Regions from separate parts of the Homo sapiens genome. Here region 2 is linked to region 1. Evidence: read pairs that join two places in POLR2A ChIA-PET (ENCODE). Cell type or tissue: IMR-90. All regions are shown on one strand.

The links. ChIA-PET counts read pairs that join two places held together with the same protein. Peaks named below come from ENCODE experiments on the same cell type or tissue, not always from the same donor. Only the 100,000 strongest peaks of a DNase experiment are listed, where the experiment ranks them.
Region 2: POLR2A ChIA-PET joins it to region 1 with 11 read pairs; 2 of 35 experiments call an interaction of 5 or more read pairs at or near these places.

What each region holds. Positions count from the first base shown.
Region 1 is chr2:40,489,912-40,494,911 of GRCh38, forward strand. It overlaps a transcript of SLC8A1 not described here. Among named protein-coding and RNA genes, the nearest start is that of SLC8A1, 40 kb to the left of the region's middle. In IMR-90, no CTCF peak of the experiment used is centred here; no DNase peak of the experiment used is centred here; H3K4me3 peaks cover 75 bases; H3K27ac peaks cover 2 bases.
Region 2 is chr2:40,346,931-40,351,930 of GRCh38, forward strand. The region is part of intron 2 of SLC8A1 (solute carrier family 8 member A1); the gene reads right to left. Among named protein-coding and RNA genes, the nearest start is that of SLC8A1, 100 kb to the right of the region's middle. In IMR-90, no CTCF peak of the experiment used is centred here; a DNase peak (open chromatin) is centred at 1,931; H3K27ac peaks cover 995 bases.

The DNA of each region.
Region 1 (5,000 bases):
GTCAGATTTTACAACCTGATATGAAGACAGGCAGCCCCCTTACATTCACTTGATGATACACTGCTAACATTTTTACATTGTGTCACTAAATCTGTGTTAAACAAGCACCAAAAACTATCTTTTCCCTCTCCGATCAAAAAACACTCCTGACAATTTCAATGACATTAAGCATATGTAAGATTTTCTTCCACCATGAAACTAGTGAAATTGCGTGGATATCTTACTTATTTTCAAGGAAGCTATGCATCATCTAAACATCAATCATTTGGAATATACAATCACGTATTTATAAGGGCAGATACAATGTACTTGACTTTGAAGCATGTCACTCATTAAAAAGCATGGCAAGATAAGTTTCTTGTTACTGTTTTAACTTTTGATTTTTGATGTGGATTTTAAACAGACACTTTAGTATTTCAAAAGGAAATAAGCACAGAATAATTTTGTCATATAGCTTTCAGATCACTTAGTCCTCATTTCACAGGCTATAATTGTTTCTCCAACTTTTCCACTAATATATGGAATGCATAAACTATGTTTGTTTGTATAAGTATAAATATATTAACTTAAGACTGATAAGAACCCAGTATTTCAATAAGTTTCGAGGAAACAAAAGTGAGTGTCCTTTAGGTACTAAATGAATCTTATATACATTTAAAATTTTACATATATGCTGAAGACACAAAGTTGACTATAACATCATAATGTTTTTAGATGATTTGTGGGGATGGGTAGGAGTAGTGGATTCACAACTATCTATTTGGATAACCAGGGGTGTCCAAGAATAAAACTCAAAATGAAAGACTTCTAACGTCAACTTGGCAAATATATTGAACACAAGGTATTAATAACACTAGTGAAAAGAATCAAAAATTATAAAGTGCAGTGAAGTTTTATAATGACTGAAATCCAGTTGGAACATACGGGAAAAGATGCTGATTATATTATAGAGAATCATATGCATCGTACTGAGATACAAAATAAAAAGATCCGCAAATCAGGAATAATGAAGAATTGACAAGCAATATTTTCTGAAATCTCAACTTAAAAACCCGGCCATTCACTATACCTTCTATGGAATTTATATTCCTTTAACGTAAGAATGTTAAAACCAACACGAAAGTGTCTCTCTCTCTATAAAAAGGCCAATATTTGAAAACATTACTTGTTTCTCTCCTACATCTACAATTTAACAGTTGTGAAAGCCTTAGGAAGTCATCTAATTCAAGCTCTTATTTTATAGTCAAAGAAGCTTAGGTTTGTAGTTCTCCTTGAAAAGGTCCTTCACGTCCCTTGTAAGTTGGATTCCTAGGTATTTTATTCTCTTTGAAGCAATTGTGAATGGGAGTTCACTCATGATTTGGTTCTCTGTTTGTCTGTTATTGGTGTATAAGAATGCTTGTGATTTTTGTACATTGATTTTGTATCCTGAGACTTTGCTGAAGTTGCTTATCAGCTTAAGGAGATTTTGGGCTGAGACAATGGGGTTTTCTAGATATACAATCATGTCATCTGCAAACAGGGACAGTTTGACTTCCTCTTTTCCTAATTGAATACCCTTTATTTCCTTCTCCTGCCTAATTGCCCTGGCCAGAACTTCCAACACTATGTTGAATAGGAGTGGTGAGAGAAGGCATCCCTGTCTTGTGCCAGTTTTCAAAGGGAATGCTTCCAGTTTTTGCCTATTCAGTATGATATTGGCTGTGGGTTTGCAATAGATAGCTCTTACTGAGATACGTCCCATCAATACCTAATTTATTGAGAGTTTTTAGCATGAAGAGTTGTTGAATTTTGTCAAAGGCCTTTTCTGCATCTATTGAGAGAACCATGTGGTTTTTGTCTTTGGTTCTGTTTATATGCTGGATTACATTTATTGATTTGCATATATTGAACCAGCCTTGCATCCCAGACCACTGCTCAGTGAAATAAAAGAGGATACAAACAAATGGAAGAACATTCCATGCTCATGGGTAGGAAGAATCAATATCATGAAAATGGCCATACTGCCAAGGTAATTTATAGATTCAATGCCATCCCCATCAAGCTACCAATGACTTTCTTCACAGAATTGGAAAAAACTACTTTAAAGTTCATATGGAACCAAAAAAGAGCCCGCATCGCCAAGTCAATCCTAAGCCAAAAGAACAAAGCTGCAGGCATCACACTACCTGACTTCAAACTATACTACAAGGCTACAGTAACCAAAACAGCATGGTACTGGTACCAAAACAGAGATATAGATCAATGGAACAGAACAGAGCCCTCAGAAATAACGCCACATATCTACAACTATCTGATCTTTGACAAACCTGAGAAAAACAAGCAATGGGGAAAGGATTCCCTATTTTATAAATCGTGCTGGGAAAACTGGCTAGCCATATCTAGAAAGCTGAAACTGGATCCCTTCCTGACACCTTATACAAAAATTAACTCAAGATGGATTAAAGACTTAAATGTTAGACCTAAAACCATAAAAACCCTAGAAGAAAACCTAGGCATTACCATTCAGGACATAGGCACGGGCAAGAACTTCATGTCAAAAACACCAAAAGCAATGGCAACAAAAGCCAAAATTGACAAATGGGATCTAATTAAACTAAAGAGCTTCTGCACAGCAAAAGAAACTACCATCAGAGTGAACAGGCAACCTACAAAATTGGAGAAAATTTTCGCAACCTACTCATCTGACAAAGGGCTAATATCCAGAATCTACAATGAACTCAAACAAATTTACAAGAAAAAAACAAACAACCCAATCAAAAAGTGGGCAAAGGACATGAACAGACACTTCTCAAAAGAAGACATTTATGCAGCCAAAAAACACATGAAAAAATGCTCACCATCACTGGCCATCAGAGAAATGCAAATCAAAACCACAATGAGATACCATCTCACACCAGTTAGAATGGCAATCATTAAAAAGTCAGGAAACAACAGGTGCTGGAGAAGATGTGGAGAAATAGGAACACTTTTACACTCTTGGTGGGACTGTAAACTAGTTCAACCATTGTGGAAGTCAGTGTGGCCATTCCTCAGGGATCTAGAACTAGAAATACCATTTGGTCCAGCCATCCCATTACTGGGTATATACCCAAAGGACTATAAATCATGCTGCTATAAAGACACATGAACACTCATGTTTATTGTGGCACTATTCACAATAGCAAAGACTTGGAACCAATCCAAATGTCCAACAATAATAGACTGAATTAAGAAAATGTGGCACATAAACACCATGGAATACTATGCAGCTGTAAAAAATGATGAGTTCCTGTCCTTCGTAGGGACATGGATGGAATTGGAAATCATCATTCTCAGTAAACTATTGGAAGAACAAAAAACCAAACACCGCATATTCTCACTCATAGGTGGGAATTGAACAATGAGAACACATGGACACAGGAAGGGGAACATCACTCTCTGGGGACTGTTGTGGGGTGGGGGGGAGGGGGGAGGGATAGCTTTAGGAGATATACCTAGTGCTAAATGACGAGTTAGTGTGTGCAGCACACCAGCATGGCACACTTATACATATGTAACTAACCTGCACATTGTGCACATGTACCCTAAAACTTAAAGTATAATAAAATAAAATAAAATAAAATAAAATTTAAAAAAAAAGAAGCTTAGGTTCAGAAAGTGTAAATAAATTTACAAAGATCACAAAACTTGGGAGTTGGGAAACCAAGCCTAAACCACACTTCTCCCTCTATTACAATCCGGAAATCTTTCCTCAGTATTTTTTTTTTTTTTTTTTTTCCACGACAGAGTCTTGCTCTGTTTCCCAGGCTGGAGTGCAGTGGCACGATCTCAACTCACTGCAACCTCTGCCTCCCAGATTCAAGCAATTCTCCTGCCTCAGCCTCCTGAGTAGCTGGGATTAGAGGCGTGTGCCACCATCTATGTCTATTGACAACCAGTCAGTAGCTATGTTCCATCTTTGTAATGGGTTTTCCTCTTTCTTTTTCTCTCCCCAACATTCCTTTCCTTTCCTCTCCTCTCCTCTTTTTTCCTTTCCTTCCTTCCTTTTTATCTTTTCTTCTTTCATTCTCCTTCACTTGACATCATTTCCTTCTTCAAATATTAATACAACTTGGATAAACTTTTTTTTTTCCTTATCTACCTGAAAGTGTGTGCTTTCTCTCCTTTACAGGCCTCTGCAATCACTACAATAAAATATTTGAATCATTTGACCTGCATTTTGTAATAATAATAATAATCATAATAATAAACTCTGACAGGTCTGGCTGTCCCACTTCCATGTGGTGACTCCCCTATCACTCTTGTAATTGCTTTCAGCTACCTGGACATTATTTTCTCCTCAATCCAATAGCTTTTAAGAAAACCCTGTTTAGTGCAATCATTAAAAATAAACTCTGGCTTCCAAAGAGGAAACACAAACATGAGAGATTGCTCTTGAGATTAAATAAATGATAAACATTTAAAACCAAATGGTGTATATGTGCCACATTTTCTTAATCCAGTCTATCATTGTTGGACATTTGGGTTGGTTCCAAGTCTTTGCTATTGTGAGTAGTGCCGCAATAAACATACGTGTGCATGTGTCTTTATAGCAGGATGATTTATATTCCTTTGGGTATATACCCAGTAATGGGATGGCTGGTTCAAATGGTATTTCTAGTTCTAGATCCCTGAGGAATGGTCACACACATATACATATGTAACAAACCTGCACGTTGTGTACATGTACCCTAGAACTTAAAGTATAATATATATATATATATATATATATATATATATATATATATATATCCAAATGGAAGCTAGATATTGTTTTGTTCCATTTTTTCTTTTGCTCATGCTCAGAAATATTTATATCATTCATTAATGGATGTAATTTCTGTCAGCTATTGGCAGAGCTGGCATTTGAAGCAAGTGCTTCTACCTGTTGGATGATCTTAGTTATATTTCTAAGGAACTGAGGAACAACACTTTATCATGTACCGTGTTTATATGCTTTCTCATCTACTCTCTTATTT
Region 2 (5,000 bases), 140 kb before region 1:
AAGCAGGTTAGGAATGAAAAAAATAAAATAAAATAAACCCTGCTTATTTCATTTTCTGTTTCCCACATCTCCTTTTGTACATACATCAAAGCACAGCATGTGACAGAAATGCTTCCATAGCACCAAGGCAATAGATAGCACTTTGTATAGAAGGTTGGTGTGTCTTCTGTGCCTAGGTTCAAATTTTGGCTTTGCTACATACTGGCTATTTGAAATGTGGTAACTTACTCTCTGTAGCCTATCGCCCAGGCTAGACTGCAGTGGTGCAATCATAGCTCACTGCAGCCCCAAACCACTGGCCTCAAACGATCGTTCCAACCTTGGCCTCCCAAAGTGCTAGGATTACAAGGGTGAAACACCAACCTGGGCCCCTTGCTTCTTCTAAACTATCAACCTAACCATGTAAAAGGCAGAATCCCTTTGAGAACCTCATATGCCATGCTTCTTCCCATCACAGGGCCTTTGAATGTACTATCGTAGAAGTCAGCAGAGAAAGAAGAGAATCCAGGCTTCAGAGCCAGACAGCTTGAGCTCAATGCCTGGCTTCAGCCTTGCTGTGTATATGACATACAAGTTACTGAGTTATCCTCTCTGACTCTCAGTTCCCATATATGCAAAATAAGCATAATACCCATTTTACAGAGGTGTTGGGAATATTCCATGAGAAAATCCATGATTTACCTTTAGTGGTACTAAGACTTCTAATTGTCTATAACATCTATTGGCTTTAATCGAATGTTATACTAACAATTTTAAAATAAAACTAATGAAATACTTTCGAAATATTGTGTATTAATTTAGTTTATGACTCTTGAAACAAACTCCAAGTTTTAATGACCAACAAAAGAGATCTTTAGTGATTAATCCTGAATTTAAAGCAAGATTTCTCTAATTTCAAAGTCCATACATTTTCATCTTGAAATCAACCATATAATTAATAACAAAGATAAGGAGATAAAATAAAACAATGGCTTACGGTCTACACATTCTTTTCTGTCTAAGATGGCCCACTTGAAATTATAAGCAATTTAAATTAGAATTTTAAAAGCATATTCTCAGGTTTTAAAAAATCAGCTGTATTTGCTCCAGTGCTTCTTTATTTACTGAAGGAAGGAGGTCAGTAATTTGGGAGTCATAGAGAAGCTGAAGTGTGTTTCCTTCTTAATTTTTACATGGGCTGAAATGTTTTCAAGGGCTGGAAGACGGCGTGGTGACAGGAAGACAACGTGGTGTGCAGAGAGAAGATTGAACTGTACATGAAGAAATCTGAGTTCAAACTGCAGTTCCCACCAGCTGGAATCCACAGGGCAAGTCATTTAATTGCTCTGAAGACATAACCGCCTCCTCTCAAAATGAGGGGTTGGCTTAGCTAACTGCATAGGCTCCTTCCAGCTTTATATTTTGCTGGTCTTGAGAATTGTTAGGGAAGATCACAGTGACTCCAAAAAGAGAAGATCAGATCTCCTATCCCATCAAAGAACCTATCTACCGTTTCAGACATTTTAAATGCCAAACCCATACATCTAATAAAAAAGCTTTTTTTCTGAACTCTGGTTTTTAAAATGTATAACTTCAAGAAAAAGATAAATCTGCGCAAGAAACATATGACACAAATATAATGCATTTTATCAGCATATGTTCCATCCCTAGTGGTCACGTTTATTAGAGATTTAGGCTGAGCCAGGGTTGGCTGTGTTCTCAGAAGTACGGGGATGGGTCTTGCAGAACCTCTGCACTCCGGGGTCTCAGGGCAGCTAGTGCTGAAACGTGACCAGAAAGAGTGAGGACATGAAGAGTGCCATGTCTTGCCCTTAATGACTCTTGGTGGTTTCACCAGAAAGACAGAGGGAAGCGGTATTCAGTCTGGAGGAAAGAAGTGGGTCAGTCTCCCCACAGTCGTAACACATGCATCACAGTCCTCTTATGCTTTCATCTGTCAGGAATGGGCCTTCATGTTGTTGTTACACTTTGACCTAATGAAGAGAAAAATGACTCAGAATAAATGAATCTTCCCACTAATAAATGATTTCTTAATTTCGTGGTGCCATGGGCTTTTTTGAGAATCTGAGGAATGTGGCTCTTCTTCTCCCACAAAATACACATAAGCACAAAATTGTGCACACAGCTTCAAGGGCTTCCTAGACTCCTTCATGCCCATTCTCATTCTTCAGGGGCTAACAGGGAAAGAATCCTTCATCTAAATGAAGGAAAATTAAGAGTTTATGAAAACAGACACAATTTGAGCACATCACAAATGTGGTATAAGCCTGTTTTTCCATCAAATATGTCAAGTCTGAAAAAAACCGAAGACATGTCTTAATCAAATTTGTAGTCTCATCAGCATGGTGCCCTGCTCATTGGTTACAGTCGACACTTTGAATCATGGTCATTGAGAAAAGACAGAGTGGGCAGGAAGAGAAAGAGGCAAGGAAAAGGAATGATTTAAGGATTTCTGTGGAAAATGTTATTTCAAAAAAATACTTCTGAGGTTAAAGGGAAGCAGAATAAAAGACTTTCTAGTTACCAGTGAAGTCAGAGAGACACAAATATGAATCCTGCTCCTTCCTCATAGCAGCTAAATGACCTTGGGTAAGTTCCTCTCTGCACCTCAGCTGTTTTCTCTGTGAAATGGGGTTAATAAGAGTATCTACCTCACAGGGTTATTGTGAGGCTGGAAGGAGCTAATAGCTGAAAAGCATTTAGCACAGTGCCTGGCATGTAAGAAGTGTTCAGTAAGTGAGGTATTTATCAAGAATCAAAGCTGTGGCCTACTTAAGATGGTACTATCTGCAAAAGTGCCAGCCTTAAAAAGGATGTGAAAACTAAACCAATTTAGAAAAAATATCATCCTTTTAATATTAGAATTATACATAATTCTGAAAAACTTAAGATTAATTCACAAATCAAAAAAGCTTGAAGAAAGACAAAAAAAGAAATATGGTATTTATCCATAAATATAACATTGTTTCTATTTCCCTAAGAGGGGAATATAAGCAGTAATATTAATATTAAAATGGAGCTCCAAATTAATGGAAAGTATTCATTTCCAGAGATGACTAAAAATCAGAGATTAGAATTTCTGAGCTTTGCTGTAGACTATGCATTTTCCTAAACTCACAGCTTAGCCACCCTTTTATTAATTTTTTGTTGTTTTCCTTACTTGGATGTTTGTGTTTATGTGTTGCATGTCATATTTATATGATGTTTTAAAATCCATTTGATCTAAACAACTCAGAATTCTCTTAAAACTATCAACGACGCCATTTATCAGCTGGGTATGGTGGCTCATGCCTACAATCCCAGCACTTTGGGAGGTTGAGTGGGAAGGATAGCTTGAGCCCAGGAGTTCAAGACCAACCTGGGCAGCAAATGGAGACTCTGTCTCTACAAAAATTTAAATATTAGCTGACTGTGTTGGTGTAGGCCTGTAGTCCCAGCTACTCAGGAGGCTGAGGTGGGAGGATCACTTGAGCACAGAAGGTTGACGCTGCAATGAACTGTGATCGTGCCACTGCGGTCCAGCCTGGGTGACAGAGTTAAACTCTGTCCCCCTAAAAAAATGTCATTTATCAAATGGCATTTATCAAATTACAAATAATTTTTTGTGCATTTAAAATAGCCCCAAGCAAGCATTACTTCTCACGCACCCAGACAAGCAAAAAAAAAAAAAAAAAAAAAAAAAAAAAAAAAGGCATTTCCATGTATGGCTGAATTATTACTCTATGTGTAAATTTGTCTTAACATTAGCCTTATATAAGTATATCTTTTATTGTAAAAGCTAAAAGATGTTATAAATTATAAAAGCACAAAAACTGCCTGGCACGTCACTAATCTATGGAGTATAAGCTGCCATTTTTTGAGTGCCTAGAATGAGCCAGAATGTGTAGTAGGCACTCTATATAAATTATCTATAATTCTCAAAATAATCATGTAAAGAAAATATTATTAATATTGCCATTTCATAGGTAAGAAAATTGGGGCTTTAAGAGGTTATGTGACTTGTCAAAGGGCATGAGGCTAGTATATGGCAGAGCTGAGAAATGACGGCAGCTCTGTCTAAACTTCACATTCTCATCCTTATCCCATTGCCTATAATGCAATATTAAATTATTATTCTAAGTAATATCTAATAAACTTTAGACAATCTCAGGTAAAGCATTATAAGTGGATTTTATCTGGGAATGGGATCACCCATCATACTTTGTATCATATTTTATAACATTTGTATGTCAGTTATTTATATTAAGAACCATATCTTACCTAAGGCAGCGACTGAGTGTGAATTTTATTTCTGTGCAGAGTAGACATCTAAACTCTCACTGAATAAATGAACAAATACTACAGATTTGAAACATGCCATGGATGATACATGATTCCTGACACCTCACCTCTTCCACTCCTCACCTACTTTCCCATCTCCCTGGTTAAGAGTGAGTTCAAGGGATGGAGAATGTGGAGACAGTGTTTGCAGTGAGAAATCCTGAAAAAGGGAGACCATACCAATCACTAGGGCTTCATCATACTACTACTTTTTCCACAGAGACTTCCTTGTCTGCCCCTCCTGTGATGCCGCCAGTATTCTAATCTCCAAATCTAACATCTGTCCTTATCAATGTACTAGAGTCAAGTAGATTGGCATACTGAATGTTGCATCCAAAAAAAAAAAAAAGTTGGAAAACTCATATTCTAGTTCAGTTTCCAACCAAGACAGACCAAGAACTCACAAACAACTTTTGGCATGCACTAAAATCTGCCCCTTTCTAAATAAATTGAAGAAAGGCAGTGATAGGGGAAAGAGCTTTGACAAAGACAGTAAAGAGCTCTATGTATTACAGACAATAGCTTGCCTAAGTATTTGAGGTTGTAGAGATGGTAGGAATGAAAGATTCAAACCAACAAATTGAAGGGACTCCCCATGACCTAGACTAATAAGCAGTACTGATCCTAAGGTGATGTACGACAATTTCAAATTAAATGGTTTTCTGAGCAGACCACTCCTA